Linked DNA regions of Homo sapiens: region 1 is linked to region 2. Evidence: chromatin contacts called from ENCODE Hi-C or POLR2A ChIA-PET data. All regions are on one chromosome and are shown on one strand. Each heading gives the region's core, a stretch centred on a gene start or an enhancer-like site at or near the end of the contact. The rest is flanking DNA. Distances are from core to core; before and after follow the strand shown.

What was found. A loop is a pair of places that touch in the nucleus more often than their neighbours do. ChIA-PET counts read pairs that join two places held with the same protein, here RNA polymerase II (POLR2A). Pooled maps may share reads with other maps.
Region 1: a map of heart right ventricle shows a loop between it and region 2 (3-fold over the local background). The contact joins two enhancer-like sites. A Hi-C loop is called at or near these places in 4 of 168 maps with a recorded cell type or tissue (IMR-90, MCF 10A, PC-9 and 1 more) and 2 of 50 pooled maps. POLR2A ChIA-PET finds 5 or more read pairs at or near these places in 7 of 52 experiments (AG04449, AG04450, BJ and 4 more).

Annotation. Positions count from the first base shown.
Region 1 is chr17:72,368,670-72,376,183 of GRCh38, reverse strand. No RefSeq gene overlaps it. Among named protein-coding and RNA genes, the nearest start is that of LINC02003, 30 kb to the right of the region's middle. Within about 2 kb of position 1,648, at least 2 of the 41 ENCODE cell types and tissues checked have a DNase peak (open chromatin) inside an H3K27ac peak, as active enhancers do.
Region 2 is chr17:72,334,510-72,341,083 of GRCh38, reverse strand. No RefSeq gene overlaps it. Among named protein-coding and RNA genes, the nearest start is that of LINC02003, 5.0 kb to the left of the region's middle. Within about 2 kb of position 1,548, at least 14 of the 41 ENCODE cell types and tissues checked have a DNase peak (open chromatin) inside an H3K27ac peak, as active enhancers do.

The DNA.
Region 1 (7,514 bases), core at 399-2,898, 35 kb before region 2:
GACGCTTCCATGGAGGGAGAGTGGGTTCAGTATTAAAACTGAGATACCTAGCTGGGCACGGTGGCTCACGCCTGTAATCCCAGCACTTTAGGAGGCCAAGGTAGGCGGATCACCTGAAGTCAGGAGTTCGAGACCAGCCTGGCCAACATGGTGAAACCCTGTCTCTACTAAAAATACAAAAATAAGCCAGGTGTGGTGATTCGTGCCTGTAATCCCAGCTACTCGGGAGGCTGAGGCAGGAGAATTGCTCGAACCTGGGAGGCAGAGATTGCAGTGAGCCGAGATCGCACCTCTGCACTTTGGCCTGGGCGACAGAGCAAGACTCCATCTCAAAACAAAAACAAAAACAAAACAAAAACTGAGAGACCTGCAAAAACTCTGCATTCTGACCGAGGCCAGTGGGGGATTAAAGAGGAAAAGGTGCTGTTGTCTTTCCAAATACAGTGGACTTTCAACATCCCAAGATGGTCTGGGTGCGACGCAGGCAGGAGCTATAAGAAGGGTCCAGTCTCTAGGGACCTGAAGAGGATCTGATGCCAAGTTCTTTTTTAGAGTCCCCCAGGCCATGTGGGCCCTGTCCTGGGGGGAAGTTCAGATGGTGGCGTGGTTCACCCACAGGCCAGGGCATTTGAGCTGAGGAGCCATTGGACAGGAGTGTGCATGTGTCTTTGCATGGAGAACCCCTCTGTGTGCTCCGTGCCCACCTCTGGCTTCCCAGCCTGTGATGATCTGTTTCCCAGCTCTTAACTCCTCCCCAGGTGCATCAGGTGGGGCTGCACCTGAGAGATGGGGCAAGGAGGTAGTTTGGGGTGCTTGTGTTTGACTTCACGTGGTCTCCTCTCCTCTGAAAAAGAGAAACATGCTTGCCTTGACTCAACTTAGGTGGAGGAATCTGTGTTCTCTCCCCGCTGCTCCGCTCACAGTGGGAGGGGTGGGAGATGAAGTGGGTGGTCTGCTGAGGAGTGTTTATTTTCAATCACTGAGCCCCTCCTCTCTTGCTGGTCTCACTCCCTCTGCAGAGCTGTCCTGAGGGATCTGCAACCTGCTGGGAAACCTGCTCCTTGGTTGGGGTTTAGAGGGAGGGGATTTGGTAAGGGAAGGCCTGGTGCCACCAGCTGGGTCTTTGAGATTCAATATCCATACTGATGATAATAATAATAGCTAAATATGCGAAACACTTGCTATGTTCCTAAACATTATGCAGAATCCCTCATTTCAGACACTTGCCCAGTGTCACACAGCTCATAGGTGCAGAGACAGGACTCAAAGCTGGGTTGCATGCTTTTGACCCCCAGACTACACCACCTTATATAGCGAGGGGCCTCCAAGAGCTTCCATGCTCTCTGCTGCTATGCTCCTAAGTTGGGGTTTGGAGGAGGGTGCCGGTGAGGAGAGGCCACCTCCGCATTATTAATGGGTGGACTTGGGTGTGACTGGTGGTGTACTGATCGATCTTTGAGTGAGGCACACCTGGGTTTGCATCCCAGCTATGCCACCTGCTGCTTATTTAAACCGCCCCCAAATCACTTATCGTCTTGGTCCATTTGCAAAACGAGGTTCAGCCCGACCTCCCTGGACAAGGGCCACATTGCATTTGCTGAGTGTGCCCAGCATGGAGAAGACACTCCATAAATGTTGGGCTCCTTGCCTTTCTTCCTGGTGGCCTGATTCCATGAAGCTTGACCTGGTTTCTTTCTGGCTTCCAGCCTGTGATTTCCTGCAGGATACAGTTACAGGTCTCTTTCCAAGTGATTCACTCTAAACAAGACCCGGGTGGGACGCTGTCCGCCAAGCAGGGCAACACCCCAGTGGGCTGGGCCAGAACACCCCATCCAGGGGCTCCAACCCCTGGGAAAGGCCACCTCCAGCTCCCGAGGAGCCCTGCCCTATGTGGCAGCTGGATGGAAAGGTTGAGGCCAACTCAGCTTCTGTTTTCTGTCCACAGCTCCTTCAAGCTGCCTGGTGCCCCACCGGCCAGCCCAGAGGAAGGAAGGGCTGCCTGGCTTTGCTCCAGGGGAGCCCAGCAGGCCCAGCCGTGCAGGCTGTCCTCACTCTGAGCCCCTTTAATCCGACGGCTGAGTGCAGTGAGCCATAACCAGGGCTTCCAGGAGCCTCCCTGAGCCAGGCACCAGTGTTCCCAGCCACCTCCAAGGGGGGTGGAGAGGCTGCTGCCTGGCTCCCAGGAGCTGGCAGGATGTGGGATATGGAACCTGGGGGCCAGAGGCTTTAGTTGGGTGCACAAAGGTGCCTGCCCCCTGGGAGGTCCTCTCTGCATCTCAGAAAGGAGGTTCTGGTGAAGACAGCTGGCTGAGATAGGGAGCTGTATTAGTTTATTTTCACACTGCTATAAAGAAATACCTGAGACTGGGTAATTTATAAAGGAAAGAGGTTTAATTGACTCACCGTTCCACATGGCTGGGGAGGCCTCAGGAAACTTACAGTCATGGCGGAAGGGGAAGCAAGGACCTTCTTTACATGGCAGCAGGAGAGAGAAGAGAGTGAGGGGGGAAGAGCCCCTTTTAAAACCATCAGCTCTTGTAAGAAGTCACTATCACAAGAACAGTACAGGGGAAACCACCCCTGTGATTCAATCACCTTGAACCAGGTATCTCCCTCAACACCTGGAAATTACAACTCAAGATGAGATTTGGGTGGGGACACAGAGCCAAACCATATCAGGAGCCCACTCTCCAGGTACCACTTTCTTCTTCTTGTGGGCCCTCCATCATCCTCCCCATACCCCAAGCATGGTGTCCCATGGCTGAGCTGAACTGACTGCATTGAAGAGCCTTGTCCCAGCTCTCAGCTTCCTGTCCCTGTCCTCTCTCAAGCTCTGTCCCTAGGATAATTGGAAAAGCTTTCCTTTTTTTTCTTTTTCTTTTCTTTTCTTTCTTTTTTTTTTTTTTGAGACAGAGTCTCACTGTGTTGCCAGACTGGAGTGCAGTGGCACTATCTCAGCTCACTGCAACCTTCACCTCCCAGGTTCAAGCAATTCTTCTGCCTCAGCCTCCCAAGTAGCTGGGACTACAGGTGTGTGCCACCACACCCAGCTAATTTTTGTATTTTTACTAGAGATGGGGTTTTACCATGTTGGCCAGGATGTTCTCGATCTCTTGACCTCGTGATCTGCCTGCCTTGGCCTCCCAAAGTGCTGGGATTACAGGCATGAGCCACTGTTCCTGGCTGGAAAAGCTTTTCTATCTAATTGAAATGGAGTAAGTTGGAAGAGGTGCTTTCATTCAGGCCAGATTATGTCTCAGGAGAGCAGGGATGCTGGGGTCAGACACACCAGCCTCTGAACTCAGTGCTATCACTTGGGCTGGGTGGCCTTAGGCAGGTGACTGAGCCTCTCCAGGTCTCGTTTCCTCCATCTGAAAACTGAGAACAAATCATACTTTTCAGTGTGATTCAGAGGATCTGAACTAAACCATGGGAAGTACCTGGTAAAGCATCTGCCACATGTAACAAGCAAGGAGTAAATTGTCTCATGTCCTGCAGATCCTCCCGCTCCCACCAAGAAATTCTGTGCTTTGCATCCACGCACCCCCAGGCGGTTATCACAGACCCTCTTTCATAAGACCGTATTCCACAGGACTCCTTTGGAGCCAAGTGACCAAGTTATGTCTGGTCTTCCCCTGGGAGAAGTCTGGCCTGGGCCTGCATTTAGTCACAGGATCAGGTTGAAAGTCAAGCCTGTTGCTCCTGGGTGGCTGGCTGGGGCTGGGAGGTGGCCCTTCGCCGTGTGCAGACACATTCTCTGGGCACAGCTGAGCCTTAATGTGATGGTGGAGGGAAGCTCAGCCTGGCGTCTGGAATAACACCACAGGCCTTGAGGTTTGCACTGTCTCATCCCCTGGGAAGGTCGCCAAGCCGAGTCGGCATCTCGCTCTTTGCAGGCCTGGAGAGCTGCCCTTTGGTGGCTTACTTGCTTGTCCTCATGCCCCTGCCCGCTGAAGGCCACTGTGTCCCGAGCGGCCTGCCTCTGGGGTTCACCCTTCCAGCCATCACCTTGCCTTCAGTGAGGAAGACTCTCATCAGAATTCTCCCTGCTCACTGGTTCTAGGGAAACCTTCACCCCTACCCACACCCCCAGCCCCAGGAGAAAGCCACTTACTTGGGAATGGGGTCTCTGGAGGCCCTTGTAGTACTCCTAGGAGCCTTGTAGTACTCCTACTGCACCTAATGAACTTGGACAAGAGTTTCTGTCCCTTGGGCTGACCCAAACTGACCCAGCAGAGCCCCGGTTGGACACAGGATGTGAGCCAGGTTTTAAGATTCTGTTCCCACATCACCTCCTTTCTAATGTGTGGATCGGAGGGGTCTTAGTTTGGCTAGAACTCAGGAGGGCAGGAATGGCTGTGGGTGGAAGGAGTGGATGGGCTATACGAGTTAAACACATATAAACCCAGGCTGGATTTTATGTGTCTTTTACTTTTTTTCCCCCTCTGGGTTTACAGTTTTACCCTGTGCTTTCCCTAATCGTATGAATCAGTTTGAATGGTAATTGTTTTCTTGACTGTCTAGCCCACCAGACCATGAGCTTCTTAAAGGCACAGACTCTGTCCCAGGTGCCAAAAACAGCCCTTGGCTGGTGGGGAGAGGATGATGTGGGTCGGGGGAGGGGATGGACAAATGTCTGCTGAATAGATATGTGGAGAGGTCATGGTGAACGGTCACCTCGGTGGACACGGCATTTTAGAGATGAACCAGGTCCTCTGAATGTCCTCAAGATGCTCCCCATCTAGCAGGCAGAGTCCTGTGTTTGCTGCATGGGTCTCAGGTGTCTGGGAGGCTTCCCTGTGCTGGGAAGCGTCCGGTGGGTAGAGTATGCCACAGTCTGGCTCTAAGAGATACTTCGGGATGCCCCTCCATGAGACGCCCCTCCTTGAGACGCCCCAAACTGGGGGAGGGTCCAGAAGCCGCATGGCAGCACCAAGACCCAGTTTCTATGTCTGGAGAGAAGGGGAGAAGGGGGCTTAGTCTGTCTACACAGCCCTTGGCCCACCCTGTCCGGAGCTCAGGAGGGCAGGACTGGTTGTGGGTGGGAGGAGCGGATGGGTGGGTGGCCACACCTTCCAACTCAGCTAGCCATGACTCAGCCTCCCGGTCTACTTTAAAGGGCAAAAATGAGAAGCATAGTTTAAGTTACCAGGTCTTAGACATACAAACACTATTTTGGAGTCAAGAGCTTGGGCAATTTGGGGCCTCCTGCCAGCAGGCCTGGGTCCCTGGTTTTTTGTATCCTGAAGTGGAGGATGTGAGCTGGTAACTCTCTTGCGAGGCTCAGTCCACAGTGTGGGAGAGCCAGAGCCTGCAGGGGAGTCAAGAGAGGACCTGGGTTCAGAGGCCTGGGGCTAGTGAAGGCCTTGCCCCTGCTTCGCTGTGTGGCTTTGAAGCAGTTCCTTAACTTTTTTGAACCTCACTTATTTTTTATGTTTTTAAAATTTTTTTTTTTAATTTCACTTTAAGTTCTGGGATACATGTGCAGAATGTACAGGTTTGTTATATAGCTATACATGTGCCATGGTGGTTTGCTGCACCTATCAACCCATCATCCAGGTTTTAAGCCCCGCATGTATTAGGTATTTGTCCTAATGCTCTCCCTCCCCTTGCCCCCGACCCCCGACAGGCCCTGGTGTGTGATGTTCCCCTCCCTGTGTCCATGTGTTCTCATCATTCAACTCCCACTTATGAGTAAGAACATGCGGTGTTTGGTTTTCTGTTCTTGTGTTAGTTTGCTGAGAATGATGGCTTCCAGCTTCATCCATGTCCCTGCAAAGGACATGAACTCATCCTTTTTTATGTCTGCATAGTATGCCATGGTGTATATCTGCCACATTTTCTTTATCCAGTCTATCCTTGATGGGCATTTGGGTTGGTTCCAAGTCTTTGCTATTGTAAATAGTGCTGCAATGAACCTTACTTATTTACTGCAATTAAAGTATTCTGCCTCATGTAGCTTCCAGAATCAGAATGACAATCAAGTCAGGTGAGATCTAGTTGAAAGTGTCTTCTGAAAAATACTCTAAAAATGTCAGGTGCTGTTGGTGTTTGTTTCAGGGGGTGCTCAGCCGGGCTCACATGAGCTCAACCCTGAGACAACCCACTTTCCCCCTTTAGCTGGGTTCTCCGCAACTTCTCTAAATCAAGATGTTGGGGCGGTGGCTCATGCCTGTAATCCCAGCACTTTGGAAGGCCAAGGCGGGTGGATCATGTGAGGTCAGGAGTTCAATACCAGCCTGGCCAACTTGGTGAAACCCTGTCTCTACTAAAAATACTAAAAATTAGCTGGGCGTGGTGGTGGGCACCTGTAATCCCAGCTACTCTGGAGGCTGAGGCAGGAGAATCGCTTGAACCCAGGAGGCGAAGGTTGCAGTGAGCTGAGATCCCACCAGCCTGGGTGACAGAGAAAGACTCCGTCTCAAAAAAATAAAAAAATTAAAAAAAGGAAGTTGTTTTCGCTTATTTGTTTTATCTTCTGATAAAGACAGAAGGCCTCATGAGAGGTAGAGAGTCTCCTGACAGCCAGGCCGATACCCAAAACTTCTGACCTAGATACTGCCTTCTGGACGCCAGGGCTCCGGTGATCATCAACACCACATGTGGTTTCTCTGCAGAAAGTGGGGACATGTGAAGTTTGGCAAACTGTGCTACTGACCCTTCCAGCTCCTCCTGGAAAAAGCCTGCTCCATACTTCCAGGGGCAATCTGGTCCCTTTGAGCTGGGCCAATTTCTAGTTTTACCTGTGACAAAGTCCATTTCCTAGCTTGTTCCGTCCTAACCCCGCTCATCATGAAACACCACATAAGCCAATGGCGTGTCTCTCCAGGGCTCTCTGACTTATCCTAATTCCTTAATTTTAGAGCACGGTCAACTATTTATAAAAGAAATCTTGTTTTATACATTTAACTTGAGTGTCCACTATAAGCAAAGATACAGAAAAGGTTGATGGGTAAGTTAATGGAAAAGTTACGGAAAACAACAGGCCTATGTTCCATTGCAGGGATTAAGAAATACGAACTTGAACACAAAATGTAGTGAAGCAGAGGGCTTGTAAGGCAAGGCTTGTAAGGATCCATTTTGTCCAAACTCATTTTCGGAAATGAGTAGCCCCCACTTTGGGAGGCAGAGGCAGGCGGATCACCTGAGGTCAGGAGTTCGAGACCAGCCTGGCCAACATTGTAAAACCCCGTCTCTACTGAAAATACAAAAATTAGCCAGGCATGGTGGCGTGTGCCTGTAGTCCCAGCTACTAGGGAGGCTGAGGCAGGAGAATCACTTGAACCCAGGAGGCAGAGGTTGCAGTATGCCGAGATTGTGCCACTGCACTCCAGCCTGGGTGACAGAGTGAGACTCCATCTTAAAAAAAGAAAGAAAGAAAAACGAAAGAAAGAAAGAAAGAAAGAAAGGAAGGAAGGAAAGAAAGAAAAGAGAGAGAGAGAGAAAGAAAGAAAGAAAGAAAAGAAAGGAGTAGCTCCAAAGTTTTCTTATTTTTGGAGGGCTCACCCTTCATT
Region 2 (6,574 bases), core at 299-2,798:
CTTCCAAGATGAAGTAACCGGATGTCTGTCAACTCAGAAAACAAGGTATGCGTTTGTCCCCTGTGGGGTGGTGACGTGAACCTCTCTGGAGTCCTGTGGCTCCTCTTCATTCTGCCTTGGCCTAATTTCTCTGCTTTAGAGTAAACGCAGCTCCTCTGAGTGCCAGGAATGGAGGTGATCTCGGGCAGCCTTCTAATCCATCCTCCTCCCATCTAAACTGAAAAGTGGATATTAATCCAAGATTTCCACAATCCGTCACCTCAGAATCCACACGCCCAAAACCAAAGTCATAATTTCTGAAACTATCTCCTACCACCCCCTAAAGTTCCTGTGTTTGCCCCAAGAACTACTATTTTTATCCAAGCCAAAACATGTAAAGTCATTTTTGATTACTCTCCGTATGTCAGTCTCTAAGAGTCACCAAGAACAGTTCATGTTTCCTTCCAAGTATGTCATTGCAGTCATCCTTTCCACTGTCCCACTTTTCTAATTCAAGCCATTTCTTTCAAATTCCAGCTTAAATGCCTTCTCTTCCATGAAGACTTCCTTGATCACTCCTGTCTTTACAGATGAACGGCTAACTGGAATACCAACAGAATAAACAGACTTTAGTCCTGCCATCTGCCCTGGCCCATGCAGCCTGGCATTGTTTAGGGGATCATACCTGGCTTCCCACCCAGGCCACATGACTCTAGAGGGCAAGACTTAGTAAGGTCACGTAGTAGGAGCTCAATATAATTTATTGGTTAGACAAGAGGAAACCACTTCTTCTCTTGACAAGCCATGTTGGTATTTTACCTTCTTCCTTTTATAGATATACCCTCCCAAACACCTGCCCTGAATGCCTACCATTTAATTTAAGCTAGCTTTTCTCTCTCTTTCCTAGTCTAATTTCTTACATGTTCTTGTCCTTTAAGATATTGATGAAACTCTACCTAAACTCCACCTTTAGAGTTTAATTATTCTCCCAGTAAGTAGTTGATTCTCTTAGTTGATTTAAAAGGCAGGACAGTCCAAGGTTTAAGGGTGTGGATTCTGGAGCCAGACCACCTAGATCCAGGGGGTCTAATATGGTAACAACTAGCCACATGCACCACGTAAATTTAAATATAGTTAAATAAAATTTAAAATTCACTTCCTCAGTTACACCAGTGACTTTTCAAGGACTTAATAGCCACATGTAGCAGTGGTGACCCCACTGGAAAGCATAGCCATGGGACATGTCTATCACTGCAGAAAGTCCTAATGCAGAGCACAGGCTAGATCCACTGTGTGTGCAACCTTAAGCAGAAATACCGTATTTGACTTTCTGGGCCAATTTCCTCATGATTCCTACCTCGTTGAGTTGTTCAAGCCTTAAATGAGTGAATACACATAAAATACTTGGAATATGTCTAGTGCATAACCACCACTCACTCATAGTTAGTTGTTACATTCTGCACAAGCTTGTGTTCTAGCTATCAATTCATCTCTGTGACCTCATCATGGGTCTGTCTTGCATTTTTTGGTAACAGCATTCTCAGGGCCTTCTGCCAAGGGCCCGCTTTGATCTCCCTTAAAGGACAGCATTATCTGACCAGAGGTATTCATGGGGCCCACCTTCCTACTCAGTCCCATACACATTTCTTTATAAAGCCATCAGCGCCCCCTTAGAAGTAAGAAGTGCTCCGTGTGGGAGCTGGGGAGGGGCTGTGAGGTTGGCAGTGAGCCCCTGTGGCTTTCAGGATGGGCTCCTTGTCTTGGTCACCACCAGGCCATGGAAGCTCTGTTTTCTCCCCGGGACCCGGGGCAGCGAGTAGAGAAGCTGGAATGATGTTTAATCAGCCTGGGCATTCCTCACTGGTGACCTAATGAGCCGGCATGACTAAATGACCATTAGACGGAATGTTTGTGTGAACTGCAATAGAAAAGTTCCTCTCAACTTCCTGAAAAGGAAGATAATATATCTAAATAGCTTCCTGTCTCTTTGCTGCCAAGCAGCAGCCGCAGCAGCAAAATAGATTCTGCAGCAGGGAAATATTTAGCACATTGGGTGTGCTCAGCCCCTCTCTGTTTGGAAGGGTGAACCCAGCAGGGAAGTGAGTGGGGCAGGAGACATTCCCAGATGCTTGTGATGTTTGGAGAGATGATTGACGATTTGTTTCTGGGGTGGAGATTAGGAAGACACAGGCCAGGTATAGAGGGTATTGAGGAGCATAGGACAGAGATGGGGTAACCTTTCAGGATCTTGTTGCTCACCTTGATGTGGTGTTGTCAGGGCCTGGAGCAATCTTTGCTTTGGTTCTTAGAAACCTCGGTTCATGTTTTAGCAGGAAAGGGAAGGACAGACTGCTTCCTGCCTGCCAGATTGCTTCCAAGCCCCTATGCATGTCTCTTTGGAAGACCTTGCCATTGCTGTTAAAAATATGCTTAGGGGCTTTGTTTTGAATGGAAACTGCTACTTTACGCAGTCAAACCACAAAACACAATCCAGAAAATCCCATCTTCCATTTGCCATGGCTCAAGAGGGAGGAGGAAGCACGAGGTGTGCCTGTCTGTGCTGCCCTGGCTGGCAGTGTCCCTGAGGACCAGCTCTTGCAGACTTAGCCAGGTACCTGTGGGCTCAGCTTTGCTAGGACTGTCCCAGGTGTGGGCCCTTCTCTCCACACCCCTCCCCAGACCTCATTTATCCCTTTCTCTAACCACAGGCTACACCAAGCCCTATTAGCAGCTGTTCTTGGGATCCAGACCAGAGATTGGCAAACTTTTTCTTAAAGGGCCAGGAAGCAAAAAAATCCTAGGCTTTGTAGGCCAAGAGGCAAAGTTAAGGCTATTAGGGAGGTACTTATATAATCATTTTAAAATAAAAGAACGCTTTTTAGTTAGAGGGCCATGCAAAAGTGGGCAGTGGGCTGGATTTGGCCTGTGGGCCGTAGTTTGCTGACCCATGATATAGGCTGTAGACTGATGAACAATTTCTGTTTCATGGATGGGAAATATTCATTGAGAAGTTACTATGTACTGGATGCTGTACTGAATGCTGGGACATAGATGAAAAACAAAACAAAACAGTGGAACACAGGCTGTGTCTTTTCTAATTGCTCGCTTTCTCATGGGATGGTAGATTTATTAAGAGGTTGCTTCAATACTAGATTGTAGGTAAGTTCAGGGGCACACATGTTCAGAGGGATGGGGTTGGAGAGGAGTGTGTAGCCCAGCTACAGCATGTGGGGTGTGTGTGCGTGCAAGAGAGCGAGGAAGTGAGCAAGCAAGAGCTTGCCATATGTGGCTATTTCAACTTCAATGAAGTAAACTCGAATTAAAAATTCAGTGCTCGGTTGTACCAGCGACACTTCAAATGCTCAGTTGCCATGTGCAGCTAGTGGCAGCCATAATGGAAAGAGAAGGGGAGAGAAAGAGAGAAAAAAAGAGAGATGACGAGAGGGGAACATGGTATAACAAGAGAGGGGAAGATGGGATGACAGAAGAGGGGGAAGATGGGATGACAGGAAGGGGGAAGATGGGATGACAGGAGAGGGGAAGATGGGATGACAGGAGGGGGGAAGATGGGATGACTGCAGAGGGGAAGATGGGATGACAGGAGGAGGAAGATGGGATGACAGGAGAGGGGAAACAGGCTTTCTAGCTCAGAGCTCAGAAGATTCCCTATTCTTTAGGTCCCTTGAGATTGATCAGGAATTTTCTTGGCCAAGGCAAGGCAACCAGAAGGGCAGGGATTCCAGGCAGAAGGCATGACATAGGCAAAGATACCAAAGTTGAAAGTGCATGGAATTCTGGGAGCAAAAAACGCCAGCCAAGGAAGAGCAGGAGATGAGACTGGAGAGTAGGCAGGAAGGCAGAGCACCAGGTCTGCCTGTATTTGTTATTCTCTGGTGGAAGAGGTCACTAGGGGACTCGGCATCCATTGCCCTTGCCTCAAAACAACAGTGAAGTGCACTCTTGTGATTGTCTCTAACGTTACAGAAGAGGGGACTGAGGATCAATTTAAGTGATGCCCAAGGGCACAGAAAAGAGAAGATAGGGCTGTAGTGAAATCAGGACCTTTGTTTGTGCTCCTTATACCATCCCATCCTCTGTCCCTCATAAATGTCACCGAGCCACCCAGATGCTACTACTGTGCCCTTGGTTGCCCTCAGCCCACAGAGGTTTTGACAGGAGCTGTGGCTCTCCAAGCCACAAGCTCTCTGTGGCTATTTCAATTTCCATTAATCAACATGAAATAACATTTAACACTCAGTTGCTCATTTGTGCAAACCATATTTCAAGTGCCCAGTGGCCCCGTGTGGCTGGTGACCACCATATTGGACAGCACAGATATGGGACAGTTCCATCATCACAGCGAGTTCTGCTGGACAGCGCTGGTCTAGATTCACCAAACTTGGGAGCAGAAATCTCTGTTCTTTGCTGGGCTTCGGGAAGCTGTGAGACATGAAAAGAAGAAAAGAAAAGAAAGCTCAGCTCTTCTTCACAAATGGGCTGTCCCTTGCAATGTGGGAATGTGTCACCACCCCTCAGTGCAGTGACCGAGGGAGAGGAGGCACAAAATGGGGCTGAGGTGGGGACTTCGTGTTTTCCCCAATATTACTAAGCAACCGCGTCCTAAAATCTCCAAAGCCAGCCACAGAACTTTGTTTACCAGGAAGAAAACACTTGAAAAGGAGAGTATTTGGCGGAAATGCACTTGAGATTAACAGGTCCCCCTCCCTTTCTTTTTCTTTTAATGCTGTTTTGTTTTTCTTCTGGGTTGTTCAAGGTAGTGACCTAGCACTCAGCCCCTTTTGCCAAGAAACTCTTTCCCTGCCTAATTAGCCTGCGGTATTGTTCCTGGGTTCTGGGAAGGGAGGGGAGGGGAGGGTGGAGGGAAGGAGGGCAGGGCTGGGCAGGGCCAATGAGGAACTGGAGAGAGGGGGCGCTGGGGCTGGTCATTAGATGCCGAGGTCTTGAAAATCTCTCTGTAATTAATTTTCTCCTGCATTCATTAGAGAAATGTTGGAACTGGTGGAAGAGGGAGGGATTTGTTGCCCCTGGGCTGCTTTTCAGGGCAACTTAAGGGAAAGATGGTAATCTGTTGGAGAGTTGGACTGAGGACGCCGTGGCCAGGGTTTGCAGGAGACTCTCCTGCCCATGATAGGAGAATACAACTCAAAACAGGGGCTACAGGGAGGCACGGGGTTCATTTCAACTCGAACTGGGTAATGGTATACAGCTCTTCAGAAACCTGGAGTGTGTGGGTTCGAGTGTGTGAGAATGTGTGTGCTTATATGTGTGCGTGTGTATACACACACACACACACACACACACATACACACACAAATCACTGCTTCCCAAACATTCACCCATGGATTCTGAATATACAGATTTAGGACTCTCTCTCTCAAGAGCTGCTTCTCCCCTCTTCCTTGTCCCCAATCTTACAAATACAGTCGCCTTAAATGTAGATTGAGCGTTGTCGGCTTGCATTCCCTGAAACGATTCCATTTTAGTCTGAACAGATGTGATCATTTTCCCCGTGCTTTTTCTCAATTATTAAGAATTCATTGTGATTACTTTCTTACAATTCAGTTTCTAGCACTGTGGAAAAGAGTCCCAAGAAAATTCCAATAAACGCTTCAGGAACCTGCCAGCCCACAGATGTCCTATCCTGAGACCCCATGTGTTGACCATGACATTTGGAGGCTGAAAGTCAGCACACATTGAGAATTCAATGCCGATTCCCTGGTCCTGTTGGCCACTTTTATGGAAATTTGAGTTGAGCCCCATGTTTTCTAGATTCTGGTACTGTATGGATTCTATCAATTTGACCAGTGGCTTAGTAGGTTTTTATAAGTGGTGGTCCACATCCAACAAGCAGTAATACCATATCTTTAAGCTTGTCTCCAAGGCTAACACCTTCCATTTACAATTCAATGAAGTTCTGTCCAAAGAGGGAGGCTCAGCCTATTTGATCCTGCTACTATTTTCAAAGTGGTCAAACCAGTGAATAAGAAGTATGGGTTTAAGCTCTGGGATCAAATGGTGTCCTCTTCACTGATTGTTAGCTAAAATTAATAGATCTCTGGTAGAAAGAGGTCGCACGGGATGAACAGGCTTGTTAATGGAATAGAAGATGGCTGGTTCACCTGGGACAAGTGCTTTGGCTCCAGCTCTCTTCTGCTATTGGCTGGGCCCAGGCAGAAACAGCAACGCTGGCCCTCTAAACGCAGAGGCACAGCTCCCAGACACTCCATCTGCAATCCCTGTTGCCTGGTGAATGCCTTGCTTCCCTAAGCCTTTCAGGCCAAGGGTGTTCTTGGTGGGACAAAGGCCCTGAGGACCACCTCCCCAGCTCTACCCACTGGCCATCACCAAGTCCTCCAGCAGTGGGAAGAATCTGACCCATTCCACTTGAGCACATGGCTCTTATTTCCTTTGATGGAGGGATTAGAGGAGAGAAGACACAAAATAAATGAGAAGAGTATGGGGTGCATGCCCCTGGTAGGAAATGGGGCTGGGAATGAGGGTGATAAGAACGAGATGGAATCTACTATCAGTACCCCTGGGAAGCTGTCCGTGCCCTCTCTTTTCTCTGGCTCAT